Regions from separate parts of the Mus musculus genome. Here region 2 is linked to region 1. Evidence: chromatin loops called from intact Hi-C (ENCODE). Cell type or tissue: left cerebral cortex. All regions are shown on one strand.

The links. A loop is a pair of places that touch in the nucleus more often than their neighbours do. Peaks named below come from ENCODE experiments on the same cell type or tissue, not always from the same donor. Only the 100,000 strongest peaks of a DNase experiment are listed, where the experiment ranks them.
Region 2: it touches region 1 in a loop (8-fold over the local background); 2 of 42 quality-filtered maps call a loop at or near these places.

The regions. Positions count from the first base shown.
Region 1 is chr4:124,206,087-124,214,086 of GRCm38, reverse strand. No RefSeq gene overlaps it. Among named protein-coding and RNA genes, the nearest start is that of Gm40242, 62 kb to the left of the region's middle. In left cerebral cortex, no CTCF peak of the experiment used is centred here; DNase peaks (open chromatin) are centred at 3,772, 7,368 and 7,455.
Region 2 is chr4:124,261,475-124,269,474 of GRCm38, reverse strand. No RefSeq gene overlaps it. Among named protein-coding and RNA genes, the nearest start is that of Gm40242, 6.9 kb to the left of the region's middle. In left cerebral cortex, no CTCF peak of the experiment used is centred here; DNase peaks (open chromatin) are centred at 2,891 and 3,738.

The DNA.
Region 1 (8,000 bases):
CAGCTAGTGGCAAGCAAATCGGTCTGGCTGCAGAGGGCTTGCTGGCATGGGCTCTGCTGGCTCCGTTCAGTGTCTGTGGAAAGCACAAGGCCAATGCGGGAGCAGCTCTTTAAAGATCCCAAGAAGGGTAGGTTTGTAAGGAGTCAGGGGGGCAGCACAAGGACCCTGAGCCGCCATGTGCTCCGAATCAGGTTTGTAATTATGGTGGCCCAGCTTTTGCTCTGCATCTATGCAGACCTGAGCCCTTGGGAGGTGGCAGCAGAAAGGAACTTTAGTGTAATGTACAGAGAGGACCACAGAGGGACAATCCAGAGTCATGGTAGCTTTCCTAGGGCTCAGGACAAGTCAAATGCAGATGGCAGCACTACGTAGGGGCTATGGGACTGTGCATGTGTGACTATGCCCTTCATTTTCTCAGGATACCTTCCACACAAGTGTGAGAGGAGCTGGGGACAATTCAAAGTCAGCGACAGGAACCTGCACCTACGGTGATAAGCAAACTAGCAGCACTCACACTTTGCTCATTAATAAATTAACTAGTTAATTAATTAAGTGATATTTTACTGATTACCTGGCTTGATGATTAATTTTATGTCTCAGCCAGTCTGAGGCACGGAGTGTCTAGACATTGGTCAGATCTTCAGGGTGCGCCTGTGAGGGTGAGATTTAACATGTCTACTGACCGAGTTGGCCCCCCTAATGCAGGCAGGACTGCTACTAGAAGCTGTGGTTACAAAGAAACTGCCAACAAAACCGGCTTGATCTCTTCTCCTGCCCTCAGACTGGCTCTCATACCAGGCTCTCATATCTGGCCTTTGTCCTTGGACTAGAGGGACATCACCAAACACTTCCAGGTCTCCCGCTCACCAGTGCTAATCCTGGGTCTTCTGGGTATATGTGATTATAATTAGTATCTCTCTGTCTCTGTGTTCCTGCCTCTCTGTCCAGCCCGGGCCCTGGGTGGAGAGATGACTCAGCAGTTCAGAGGACACACTGCTCTTCCCAAGGACCCGAGTTTGAATCCCAGTACCTACACCAGGCAGTTCACAAGCACCTGTAACTCCAATTCCAAGGGGAACCAACACCTCTGGTTTCTGTGGATACCCGCACTCACATCCACGGACACACACACATACTCATGCATAATTAAAGATATCAAAAACAAACACCCTCCTCTTTTCCTCTAAATCTCTTTTTGTTTTGTTTTGCGCATGGCCGGCTGGGAACTCACTATGTAAAGCCGGGCTGGCCTTAAACTTAGGCTTCACCTGCTTCAGCCTCTTAAGTGCTGTTATTACAAGCATGGATCACTACGCCCACCTTTGCAGTGGGTCTTTCGGTACCCACACACTGTTGAGTGTACCTCACTAATCTCTGGCTATCCCTGACAACGCACCAGCTCTGTGCCAGGCTAGCCTAGGCTAAAAGGGCGCCAGCAGCAGCCCCTTTGCAGCTGAGAGCAGAGAAGAAAGAGATGAGAGGATGCCTATGCTCAAGTGGCTGAAGTTGCTGAATTCATGAGGTTTCTAGAGATAACTCGAGCTGTGGGGGTGATCAAGAGAGTGTGTGTGGGGGGGTCCTAAAATAAAAGGCAAATGCCAGAGGCAATAAAGGATATGTTAATTAAGCCTAATGATATTACATTTAAAGGTCCATGGGACTATAGGCTGGAGAAGTGTGTGTGTATCTGTGTGTCTGTGTGTGTATGTATGTGTACAGTTACACATATGTATATATGTATGTATGTATGTATGTATGTATGTGTCTACAGATTATAACTAAATCAAGATAGTCAAATGCCAGACCCTTTGTAACAAACCCTACCACTTTACACTATTCTCAAGGAGGATGAGGACAAATGCTTAGATTTTTTCACTGAGGGTAGAAAATCATGTCGACATGCAATGTTTGTACATGTATGTCATCTGGGCTCAAACCGTGTATTGGGTACAGTTACCCAAACACAGACACCCTGAAGTTTCTTAGATTTCTTTGGAAATCAGGTCTTGCTCAGAGCAGTCCTGAGTTCTAGGCCTGATGAATCTTGGCATTGAGGTGGCTCAATTAGACAGAGCCCATTGGGGGAGGAAGCTGTGCTCCCAGCGCAATACACCTCTGCTGAGGAGACCAGAGCAAGCCTCTATCGAGGTGGGTGTTGGTTTTTGTTTGGTAAAGGGCATGTTGTTCTAGTGGTTCTCATCTAGTAGACCAGGACTCCCGTTCAAGCCAGCATGAGCAGATTAGCCCCAGGGCCTGCTGGGAAGGCAAGTGACCTGGTTCCAGACAACTAAGATTGTTGTCTCTGTTCTTCACAAACCTCTGAGGTTCTGTGGTCAACATTTCTCACGTCCCCTGCCTGCTACCCTAGCCCAGCTTCCTGGGCCAACTATATGGGCTCTACCTATCTTGTAAACACTGACTACGGGACTTATCCTAGACCAGGGATTGTGGCTAACAGGAGGAATCCAGGCATGAACAAGACACGGAATTTTACACCAAGCCCTGGAAGCCAGCTAGCTTTGTTTTAATCCCAGAAAAGTAAGAGGACAGAGGACTGGGACCTGGAACACTAATCTTTCCTCGTTTCATCCGTCATTTCCCAAAGCTGGATTTTTGGAGCATTAATTCCACCCATTTCCTTCCCTTCCATGAGTAAGTTTGGAACAAACCAAGAGAAAACTTAGAACACAGATGCACACACACACACACACACACACACACACACACCCTTACATCTACACCTACCCAGACTAAAGAATCCATCTTAACCTTAATGGCTTAGTTGCTTTTCAAGTACAAAGAGATTTTACAGACAATTTCTTAGATATTAAAGGACAGAGAGAGAAGAGAGAAAAATAAAAGGAAAGATCTTGCATCTTGTTCAGAATGAATTAAAATTAAGTTAGGAGTCAAGCTTTCTCTCCCGCTGAGATATGAGTATGGGCTCTTTCTTTCCTTTCTGCCGTTTCATGTGCACTCAATACTCGATAGCCAGCGTGGAGGCCTGGATGCTGTTTGCTACTCTCAGGTTCTCCTTCCAGGCACAGACCGCATTGCACAGAGATGGTGTGTCTCAAGGCAGCCAGCTCTGGTCAATGAGTTGTCAACAGAGATGACACGTATTGCTTCTGGACCAGAACATTTAACTGTTTGGTGTTTAGCCGTCACTGCAGTGCTCCCAAGCTCCCTGTTGTGTGGTGACTGACAGTGTTCAAGGTGGTGGGTGCTACTCCCACCCCCACCCCCACCCCCATCCCCATCAGAGCACACAGGGGCACAGAGCACAGCCTCTTTCTGACTCCTCATATATAGGTGGGAAGCAACCTTTACCATCACAAGACATTAAAATTTGAAAGCTCCTTGCTCCTGCAGCTTCATGGGTTTATTTTGTCTTCTCTATCCATAATAAATGGGAAAAAAGAGGATGCATTTAAATGAATTTTCCCTGATGTTTCCAAGGGCATCCAAGTTGACCATAGATGACACCAGTTCGTGGCAGACCCCAAATGTCTCAGCTCTGCCGCATTCATGTTCACAGGCGGGTTTAAAGAGGAGACCATGCCTCGTTCGGAGAGATTCGGTCTCGCCTTTGCATTAAACATCAGGCTGCTTCCTCTACCGCATGGCAGGTTTTCATCTCCTCTGAATAATTTTTTAGCAACTTGAGAAACTGCAATCCAAACATATAGTATTTTTGGCTGGAAATTAAAACACGTCACTTTTAAAACATAAGCAGCATGCCCTGAATGTTTATGGTAAAAAGCTCACTCCTGGCCAGACTGCAAAGCTCGCATTACCGAGAGGCAAACCCTGGAGCGTGCTGGCAGTTTGCGTCCCAGTTCGTCCTTCCCACACAGTACGGTGACTGTGAATCATGTCTCCTCTGGCACATGAACTTCCAGGCTCTATGACTCCTTCCATATCAAAGAGAGACTGTCTAGAATTTCCCCCTTGCTGTCAGGAGAAGCCTATGGAAGTGGAAAGACAGGTTTCTGTCCACCGCACCACTTTTTTGATGAGCCAGGGATATCCGTCCTGAAGATGTGACTCAGTTGACAGGGCACTGAAGAGGCAGCATTCAGAAGGCCCTGGGTTCAGTCTCCACCACAGCATAACCTAGACATGGATGTGCATGCTTGTGATCCCTACAGTCAGGATGTGGAGGCAGGAGGGTCAGACATGCACAGTCAGGCTGGATTTATGAGGAGTTTGAGGCCAGGCTGGGCTATGTGATTCTGGGTCTCTAGAACGAAACAAGTGGAATTTCCAAAGATACTACCCAGAAGGCACAGACTACCCTCAACAAAGGTGAACATCAATGATGATGATGATGACGATGACGACAATGATGACAATAACAATGATGGTCTTGGTGTCATTGACATGAGTGACACACACCCAGGGTAGCTGCCACAAAAGACTATGGCCTTGGCCAGCACACATTTCCAATCAAACCAAGACTATTCAGAATGTAACAGGGAACTGTGGGAAGTGGTGATTCCTACCAGAGTTAGCTCACTAGGAAAATACAATTTCAAGGCATTGCCTCTTTATGTGACTTCTTAAAATGTTGCTGGGTGACAAAGCCAGGATTCTCTTATCAAAATGAAATCTGTAGAATACAATTTTCTGCTCAAACAATGTGGTTTATACAAAGCGCCACCCTTGCGTGTCAGATGAGGGAATATAAAACTCTTCTATAATGGATATATTGTTTGCACACAAAAAACCTTGTGAATCTATGTTTCATGCCAGGCCTCATTTGCCATCTTCGGGAAAAGGGGGAAAACTCTCTTGTCTCCCTTTGTTTTTAACAAAAATGTCAGAAGACTATGTGTACCTCTTTATTGGGTAGGACTCCAACCAAGACACTGCAGAGAAGACTCAAACACTAGTCAACGCCGATCCTTCTCACTGGCTTAAGATGACCCAACACTTCCCTCCGTGGTGAGTTCTGAGCTACAGAAATGTACTGTGTGCTTGCTAAGGACTCTGCACTGTTATAGCACCAGGAGAGTCCAGGCGTGGGTGGGTGGGTGGATCTCGGACTTGCTCCTGATGGTCTTACCATCTAACACTTTGAGGAAAAGGCAGGACTGTGGAGGCAAAGAAACTCTGTTGTTACAAGACAGCTAAGGAGCCAACTGGCTTTCATCGTCTCTTTGCAGTATGCCTACTGTGTGCCAGACCCAGTGCTATACATGGAGGAGGGAGAAGCAGGCCGGAACATGTCCTGCCCTCAGGGATGCCAAGGAATCTGAGAACTCAATGGAATGAAAGAGAGCATCTAACTGGGAGCAGGAGAGTTTTTAAGGAAATGGCTCAGTCCTTATGGTTCTGACTACACAGACATAAGGACCGATGCTCAGGTCCCCAGCACCCGTGTAGTACTGTGCACCTATAATCCCAGCACTGGGGAGGTGGAGGCAGGAGAATCCCTGGGACTTGCTGGCAGCAGAATCAGTGAGCTCTAGGTCCAGTGAAAGACCCTGCCTCAGAAAACAAGTTTAACAAAGATTATGAAAAATACCCAGGATTGGGGAGATGGCTCAGAGGTTAAGAGTATTGACTGCTCTTTCAGAGGTCCTGAGTTCAAATCCCAGCAACCACATGGTGGCTCACAACCATCTGTAATGGGATCTGATGCCCTCCTCTGGTGTGTTTGAAGACAGCAACAGTGTACTCATGTAAATAAAATAAATAAATCTTTTTAAAATTATTTACATGTATGAGTCTTTGTCTACATTTAGGGGCTGGTGAGATGGCTCAGTGGTTAAGAGCACCGACTGCTTTTCCAAAGGTCCTGAGTTCAAATCCCAGCAACCACATGATGGCTCACAACCATCTGTAATGGGATTTGATGCCCTCCTCTGGTGTGTTTGAAGACAGCAACAGTGTACTTATATACATACATACATACATACATACATACATACATACATACATACATACATACATACATACAAAGGAAGGAAGGAAGAAGGGAAGGAGGGAGAAAGGAAGGAAGAAACAAAAGATACCCAATGTTGGTCAAGGATTCTGTTATATCATCAAGAAGAGTTAGCCATAAGGACAGTACTCTGAGATGGTGTGGAAAGGGTTGGTCATCCCTCTCCCTGTCCAGACTCTGCCTCTGGGAAGAACTCATGAAGAACTAACAGTTGACGGATTCCAACCTGGTTAATGACAAGATGAATCTTAGTGGTGAAGAATGAGTGTGTCCTGTATCTGAGGCTTAACGAGTTTCAAGAGTTCCAGTGACTTGTCATACAGCATGAAGCATGATGATGAGAGCCGGGGGACAGGCTGGGACTGGATTCAGGAAGAGTCCCTCGAGGTTCTTGCAGAGCATCTGGAGTTTGTGCTTGTGCCATGGGAGGGCTGTGAGCCGAGAAGTGGACACAACTGTGTAAAGACTTCCTCCAGCTACTGGGTAGAGAATAGGCCTTGGAAATACAAGGCAGGAAGCAGTGATATGATCTAAGGAGCTGCTACTGTGGCCTAGGACAAGACGGTGACAACCGGGGAGCACCTACGACACAGTTGAGGAGGAGAATACGTCTGGGTATAATGTGTGTCGGCCATTAAATACGCTCATTGGTGTGGGAATGGAAAGCAAAGAAGAATCCAGACTATCCCATGGCTTTGCAGGGTGAGCACACCGATGTGGTTACTGACTGAGAAATAGTGACCGTGTATATGTGAATACTCGGGGCAGCACAGGGCAGGGTATGCTTTGCTAGAGATCAAGTTTTGCTTTGAGCATCGAAGCCTTCAGATGTCTACAAAGCCCTCAAGAAGAAACTGAAGTGGAGCAGGTACGTGTGCCGGTAAGAGCACAGAATAGGGCTAGAGAGCATGTTTTGACATCATTAGCATATAGATGCTATTCCAGAGCAAGGCCTGCACTGAGGTTACCTAAGGAAAGAGCCACAGTGGAAGAAGTCCAAACACTGATCCTCAAGGGGTTCTGTGGATCAAGGATCCACAGCCCTATAGATCAAGGGCAGTCTTCAGTCTTGACTTCGGCCTTGGCCCTTACAGGCCGCACGCCCGGCAGGATAAACTGCGGGGAAGAACTGAACCTCCAAGACCATTTTGAAACTAATTTGAATACTGTATGTACATAATTAAAAACAGTTGGCCCCAAAGATTAATAACTCCTTCTACATCTTCCTTTGACAGGCGCTGTGATTTGCCGGGTGGGGCGGGCGGGGCGGGTTCGTTCTGAGTTGTTTAACACCTTCACGTTGCTTTAAGCAAAGTGTGGGGCGGCGACAGAAAATGCCACATTGCAGATGCCTGACTCAGGGACGGGACTCTGACTTCACGCCTCCGATCGAGGCAGAGACTCACTTCTGACGGAGGAAAAGTATTATAAAAATATATATGTAACACATATTCTATTCCTGATTTAGGTCTATAATCTTATGAGCCAGACTGTAATGAATAAAGTTATAATTAGCTGTAGATGAAGAACACGCAGCCGTGTTTTCTAGGGTGCACTTTAGGGCTCCGGTCCAATCTGCACATTTACAAGCTGTGCTATTCTCATCGACTTCCACAGACTCCACTCAGAGACAGAAGAAGCTGCATTATTGATTATAGAGTGTGCATCTCGCTTATCTCTCTACTACACCCTGTGGGGTGTGCAAACACAAGAGGAAGGAACAGCCAGGAAACCAGGAAAACACAACCCCATCCTCACGAAATCTTCCCCCAAATAGCAGCGTGGATGCTTGATCTAGGCCAGAAAACCTCTGGCATATCACCCCCACCACTACCCGCTACCTACACGATTTATAAGTTTGAGCGGATTAGATAGAGATGACCTTGAACTGCTGCCACGTGTGCCGAGAGACCCTAGGCAAGTCATTTCCTCTCTCTGGACCCCGGCTTTCCATCTGTGAAATGAAGCGTGGACCTGATTGTCTTCAAGGGCTTTAACATGTGTTCTAGCCGATGAAACCCAGAGCATGTCACCAGGCAATGTCCTGAAG
Region 2 (8,000 bases), 55 kb before region 1:
AAAAGGCAGGCTGCAGTTCAATATTAAAAAAAGCACTTTCCACCCAAATAGCTGCCTGGAAATGTAATAGCCAGGAAGAGGGTGCTCCCTGCTCCCGACTGTGATGAGTGGAGGCTCCCGCTGCTGAGGAGATTAATATGTTGGATGGAGGGCTGAGTTACATTACTTTTAAGGTCCCTTCCAATTCTAGGATTCTGTGACTTCCTAACAGTGTGAACTCCCCACCCTGGAGAGAGGAAGCCAGATTGGACCCGAATCTTCGAATGTAATTATTTGCACAGAAAAGCAAAGGTGTTCAATAGTTGTCTTGGGTCACCTCTGTTGCCCCAGCCAAGGGAATAAAAAGGCTTCTTTCCTTCTACCTCCAGTGTTGGGGTCCCACCTCGTCTCCCCTAGGAGGCTTCTGTAAGCAGAATCCCACCAGCCAGCTCTGCAAAGGAGAGAGAGACAGAAAGACACACACACACACACACAGAGAGAGAGAGAGACAGACAGACAGACAGACAGACAGACAGAGGATTAGAAGTAGGAAGGGCTTTTCACTCTCAAAACCATATCTCCTAAACCTCCCCCAATGAACACTACCAACTAGGGACTATGTATTCAAATAGTGAAGTCTATGGGGTGCATTTCTCATTGAAATGTACAAGGTGATAGTGAGACAAGAAAAACACCATCCCTGCCCTCAGAAACCCTACAAAATGTCAGAGCTGTTATGTTAATTGCACACTGTGTAATAGAGACAGCTCAAAGGTGCTCTGGACTATGCCATGAGCCTACCCTGGAATGTCCCCAAACCCCAAGAAGAGGTGACCCACACTGAACTGCAGAGGTCATTGCTAGACCAGCAACATCCGGCTCAATATTCTGTAAGCTGGCAGTGTTCCACGATCTACCGGGATGGAAGCCACTGGCCACACATGCCCTTGAGCACCTGAAATGTGGCCTGTGTAATCTGAGAACAGTAGGAGAGGTAGACTATGGACTGGCTGGGAGGCGACCAGCTTCTGGAAGGCTCATGATCTATCTGTGCTGGAGCATCCACACTTTTGTCAGAGTAAAAATACAAAGGGTTTCAGTAGAGAATGCTAAAGCTACCAGTGCAGCAAGGTATGAAGGGTGAGTGTGGAGACAGACAGAGGCCAACGGGACAGACCAGGAGCCCAAGCGACAGAGCTGCTGGGTTGCTGAAGGGCTGAGCTACATGGGAAGAAAAAGGACGAAGACTCAGGACTTGTACCACTGACTCAACTTGCCACAGGTTTCTAGTGGAATAAAATGCCAAGGGAGAGTGATCGTATGCAAGGGCACCAAGAGTGAGACAGGGGCTAAGAACCCCTGAAGAAGTAAAGATGGCCTGGTATGGATCATGAGGCAGAGAATGTGACCCCAGATCTAAATGGACTGTGCTAAAAGGACAGCCCTAAATGGATACAGAGTAGGGCCAATCCTATCTATGTACAGCTGTGAACTCCTGGATTATCTAGAACCCTGGCATCCCTGAATTAAGCTCATAAAGATCTAGGAATGGTTCTGTCACACTCAGGGAACCCACATCACTAGTGACACCAAGTGTGTCTGTATTGGGTTAGCAGAAAAGGACACAGGGCAGAGCTGGGCACTTAATGGGTGAATGGGCTAGCAAAGGTATGGAGAAAACCAGAGAGGCAAGAAACACTGAATGCTTGTGTCACAGAGACAGGTCAGAGTTTCTGAGAGGAATGGTCCTGAGTATCAAATGCCACATGAAAAGGAAAAGAAGGGCCATGAATTGGTGGTTGGGAGGCTAGATAGGGGAGATAGGAACAGATATAGAGGAGCTGGAGGGCCTGGGAGGACATGGGGTCTGTGGGGCCCTGGGAGGGGGCTCTGGGGGTCTGTGGGGCCCTGGGGGAGGGCCTGGGAGTCTGGGGGTCCTGGGGAGGTCTGTGGGGCCCTGAGGGGCTCTGGGGGCCCTATGGGTCTGTGGGGCCCTGGGGGAGAATCTGGGGGGCCTGTGGGGTACTGGGGGTGGTCTGGGGGCATGTGGGGCTCTAGGGAGGGTCTGGGGAACTTTAGAGCCCTGGGGTAGGGCCTGGGGGACCTGTGGGTCCCTGGGGAGGGCCTGAGGGTCTGTGGAGCCCTGGGGGTCTGTGGGCCCCTGGGGGGTCTGTGGGTCTGTGGAGCCCTGGGGGAGGGCCTGGGGGACCTGTGGGGCACTGGGGGTGGTCTGGGGGGGTATGTGAGTCCCTGGGGGTGTTACCATCATCAGGCTTTCACATTTCAGACCCACTTCCTTACAGCACAGCCTGGAGACCCAGGGCCTTGGCTTTTAAATATGTTAAATGTTGTGGAGTCACAAATGCCTGGACAGTCTCCTCTTCCCAGGAAACCCCACCTGCAAATGGAGCCATGTGTTTCATCTCGGGACCCCCAGAAGCTCCTCCACACGGATCCTCACATTTAAAAGGGAGAAGTTTAAGTCAGTTGGTTACTTGCTGGCATCCTCCCTGCAGTATTTGAATCCTTCTCAAATGGGCTGCTGTCAAAATCTGAAGCCAGATAGAAACCTTCACTTCCTCCATCCCAGAGACCCTGCAGTCTCAGTCTCATCCTGGTTCATTCACTTTTCCAAGCTTATTGTTCTGCTGCCTGCCAATCAACTCTGAGCCACTATACACATTAGCATCTCTAAGGCCTGAGTTGGTGCCTCTGCCCAGAGTTGTGTAGCTGGCCTTTCCCAAGGTCCTCAGCCTGGAGGACAAAAGGGTCAGACGTAGTTACAAAACAGTGGACACTACTGCCCCCCACCTCCGCCCCCATAACACAGTGCCGGTGCAAGGGCCTGCTCCTTGGGACTGGTGGCATAGTGCCAAGGGATCTTGTTCTTTTCCAAATGAATGCCTTGGCTTGTGGACGTCCTATAAGCCATGCACTCATTCTGAGTTTTAACTTAGTTGTTAAAACCTTTATAGAGTAAAACTGCCAAAAAACCTCACAATCTACTAGGGCTGCAGCTAACAATAGCTTCAGCCTCACACACTACCGCTTTGTTTTTAAATAGCCACTGCATATATTTAAGGTATGCTATTCGATGTTTTGACATGAATATCCACAGTGGGATGAGTACTTCAGTCAAGCAGTTAATGTAGCCGTCCCACACAGTTACCTGTTTTGTTTTGTTTTCCTGGTGAGAGTGCTTAACATCTAGTGCTTCTTGCAAGCCCCTGTGCTGTAGCACAAAATTAAAGACCCCTGTCCTCAGACTGCACACTGGGGTATCTAGGGCGGATTCATGCTAGGTTAGTGTATTCTTGCTATTGTGTACACAGTCGTGTACCCTCAGCCCAGAATCTTCCTGCCCTGCCCTTCCTTCGAGTGTTCTCTGTCCAGATTCTCATGCCCACCACAAAGCAAAGAGAATGCTTGTTCTCTGCTATGGTTCGTCAAAGCAAGGCAAAGCTAGCAAACTCCCTCAGAATCCACCCTCAGACAGACCCCCGCATCACTTCCAGAATGTTATCTGTTACAAGTTATGTCGTGTCACATAGGATGGGGCTCCGCAGACGGTGTTGGCTGTTCTGAGCTGCTGCTATTGAGTGTGATATTGGCCCTTTAGATTTCACAGACAGCCTCTCAGAATACAAACACACACTCACACTCGTACTCCCGCACACACCCCTCCCCTCAGCAGCCTGCGCGGTATGCTCCGTGTGGGAAATGTGTCATCGCGCCTCTCTTTGGGAAGCAGTGAGATCTATGTGAGTTTGGGAACTGCAACAGTTTGCATGTTGAGCGGGTACAGGAGCTTTCCAAGCGCCCGCCTCCTCCCCCAAGCACTGTAGCGTTCTGGCACTGTTCACCTGTCTCATTTTGCCAAAGCCTTGGATGGAGACTTCCTCCCTCCCCACCCAGCGCACCGCTTAGAATAGGCCCGCCACAGAGGACAGCGAAACTCTGTGGTTCCTGTTGGTTTGCTCGGAGATGATGCGTGGTGGGCTGTTTAACATTCAGAGCTTCCCCAGATGACTTCCGGTTTGGACTCTCTCTGCTGCAGCCGTCCAAAGCTGAAATCGTTGACCTTGTGTTACAGGCGAGGGAAGGGCAGTGCAGAGACATCAGATGGCTCGCTCAAGCCATCTTCCACACTAAGCCACAAGGAATAGATGAGAAACCCTGGCTTCAGGGTCAGGACCGTCTCCCTGAGTTACCGTGCCAGTCATAGCCATCTCGAGTGTTTCTTGCTTGCTATTAGTAACTTTAACTCACAAGGCATCGCATTTATCTGGTCCCTGAATTAACTCTTAAGACTACAGAAGGCTTTCTGTCTATTGATCACTCTCTTTATTGCCCTTCCCACCCTGAGAATCAGAGAACTGTTAGCTGGAGATGAATTTGTGTCATAAGGCAATGCCGATCGATACAACGACGACGATGATGATGTCATCTTTCAGCCTCAGGCTTTCAGTTTTGCTCTTCTGTGGGAGTGATCAATAGTCGTTACTTTTATGTGAAGAGAGAAGAGGGACCGGCAGTGGACTCTAGAGTCCTGGTGCTAACCCCAGGGTCCCAGCTCCTCAGTCCCAGGTCTCCTGGGCCTCAGCCTCATCATCTGAGGGATCGCAGTAGCTTGTCACCATGAGACTCGATTATGAGAAAACCCCACAGATTGGAACAACAGAAGCTGGTCATCTCAGACTTCCAGAGGCTGCAAGTCCAAATCAAGGTATAGGCAGACAAAGCTGGTGTCTTTTCCGGTATCTCTGCTTTGCTGGCCTTAGACATTCTTTCTTCTGTGTGTAAATAGGCCCGTGTGTCCACAGCCCACATTTCCTCTTCTTTAAAACGATCAAAACCAAAACAAACAACCCCCCCCCAAATAAAACACCAACAAACAAACCACCCCCTGAACAAACAAACAAACAAACAAACAACACCTGTCAGATTGGATTGGAGCCCATCCCAAAAGCCTTATTTCTTTAAGGACTCTTATCTCCAGATACATTCTAAGCCATAAGTCATGAGGGGTTCAGCGATTAGATTTGGAGACCATAACTCCCCTCAAAATAAGTTGTGAGAAACAAACAGAATATTCTCTTTAAGGCACGAAGCGTCTTTAAAACTTCTGTTCCAGAAACATCTGCTGTCACGACCTCAGAGTCTTTATCTAGAAGATGAAGATAGTAATGAATTCTCTCTTCGGATGTTGATGCGGAGTGCCTTGGAGCCTACACATGCCGCGTGGCAGCACACACGCCAGGCACTGAGGGGATGGTTTGAACTGACCAGTTCAATGATCTCATTGTTGCTGGGTCACAGCTCTCCCCAAGTCACAAGTGAACTGAGTTTGAGCCGATCTCCTTTGGGTTCTGGGTTGTGGCATAGCATCCAATGAACATAAGACAGTGCTCTCAGGTGCTCTGGTGGAAACATCTAGTAAGCAATCTAAACTGCTGTAACTGGCTGACAACTGGGAGCCGGCTATTCCAGAAGGAAGCCACTGGGACCTCAGGAGAGACTCTTCCCATGTCCCGGGATAGCAAGATTATTAGTTTAAATACTGTGGAATCACCATTCTTCAGAAACAGTGCGTGCCTGAACTAAGACTAACCTCTACTATGTGGATTCATCTTTCTGGATGAGTTTTCATTGATTGATGCCTGTGGTTATGTCAGAGGCAGAAGACAGAGAGAGACCAGGAGAGGGAGAGCACCTGGCCCTTGGTGATGTAACATCCTGTAACTGGGTAGAGAGCAGTCTGTTCAGAGATTCCACTTAGGTGAAGCCTGGACTCTTGGCTAAGAATTCCAGGATGCTTCCCTGTGAAGCAAACCTAGACTTCAAACAAACAAACAAACAAACAAACAAACAAACTGGAGTTAAAGACAAAAGTTGGTTTTTCTTTAATAAATTAATGTATTTAGTCATTATTGTGTGAGTGTGAATGTAAGCATGTGAATGTGGACATGTATGTGCTATGGGGCATATGTGGAGGTCAGAGGACAACTTTTGGGAAGTTGGATAGCTCCTTCCATATTGTTTTTGAGGCAGGCTCTCTCCTGTGGTTTTTGTATGACAGCTTGGGTGGTAAGAATATTAACCTCAGCCAGGCATGGTGGCGTACGTCTTTAATCCCAGCACTCGGAAGGCAGAGGCAGGCGGATTTCTGAGTTTGAGGCCAGCCTGGGCTACACAGAGAAACCCTGTCTCGAAAAACCAAAAAAAAAAAAAAAAAAAAAAAAGAATATTAACCTCTTGAGTCATCACCCCAGCCCACAGAAACAGTTTCAATATAGATTTAATTCTGGGCCTTTAAGGAGGAGGGAGGGATGGAGAGACAGAGAGGGAGGAGAGGGAGAGAGGGGGGAGGGGAGAGGGGAGAGGGGAGAGGGGAGAGAGAGAGAATCTTAGGAAAAGGGCACAGGTCCAGACTACTGAAGAGAGTGGTCAGCTCTTCTGAGGTTGAGATCATGATCATAGTTAGTTTTAGAGGCACGCTGGCTGGGATTACAGACTGATAGGATAAAAACATAGTTAAAAGGGTCAGAGGAGCCGGGTGGTGGTGGTGCATGCCTTTAATTCCAGTACCTGGGAGGCAGAGGCAGGCAGATTTCTGAGTTTGAGGCTAGCCTAGTCTACAAAGTGAGTTCCAGGACAGCCAGGGCTATACAGAAAAACCCTGTCTCAAAAAAAAAAAAAAAAAAAAGAAAGAAAGAAAGAAAAAAGAAAAGAAAAGAAAAAGAAAAAGAAAATAAGAAAAGGGTCGGAGGAATCCTTACTCTCTTAGGTCACAAGGAAGTTAAGAGACACAGAAGACTCAAAAAATTATAGATTTACAGCTGGTTAAGCCCAAAGATCATATACCTTTTAGTCTTAGGCACTGTTCATTGCTATTTTAATATTGTTATTTAAACTATTTCTGTAAAAAAAGAAAAAAAAAACAAGAAATATATGTAGGTAAACTTTACAGCAATTTTTAAAGCTGTGCTAAATTTGTTTGTTTGTTTGTTTGTTTGTTGAGACAGGGTTTTACTATGCAGCCTTGGCTGGCCTGGTATTTACTATGTAGACAAAGCTAGTCTGGAATTTATAGTCTCCTGTCCATGCCTCCAGAGTTTTAGGATTATATGCCTGTACCGCCATAGTAGTACATAAATCTATTTATGTAAAAAAAAATTATTGGTGGTGGTGGTGGTGCATGCATGTGGTGTAGGTTTTCTCCTCCTGCCTTTTCCTGGTCTCTGGGTATTGGACTCAGGCAATCAGCCTTCCACAGTAAACATGTTTACCTGCTGAGCCATTTGGAGGGCCCTACACTTTTTTTCTTAGCAGCTGGCATGTGACTCTGGCATCCTTACTTCCTCCCACCCCTCCCTCTCCTGTGTGTCTTTTGTCTGTTAGGAGCATCCTCATCCTTCATATCATCCCGGTTCTTTTAGACCCTGCCTCCCGGTTTCTATTGAGTTCTTTCTCTGTGTCTCTTCTATCTTCAAAGTTTATAGCTCTGTTTACTATGGAGGGCTGCATTGTAGTGAGAATTCTGGTTTCTTTGGAAAACACAGAAACAGTATGGGAATATGTTTTTGTTGTAATTCCAGACATGGGACACGGGGCTGCTTCAGATTCCCCACAGCAGCTGATTGTGATTTGCCTCATGCTCTAGCAGGGGTGTGATCTCACCAGCTGCAGATGGTTTCTAAAATTGTGTGACATTTCGAATTCTGGGGATTTTTCAGAGGGTTATATAAAAGTTAGGGTCCCCGAGATGTGAAGTGGTTGTTGGTTGGTTGCTGTTGGTCACAGTTTGTTAAGTAGTCATGTGCAAAGAAAAGAGAAGAAATTAGATTAATATCCTGACAGAGAAGATCAAACTTGCCTCATCCCCAGAACTCAATGCTCCTAATCAGCAGGAAGTTGTCTAACTATAATGTTTCTTCTATCATTTTTTCTCTCTATCTAGTGTTAGGGGGTTGAGAGAGTCGAAGAAAAAGAAGAACCCACAAAGTAGCCAAGGTAAAGGA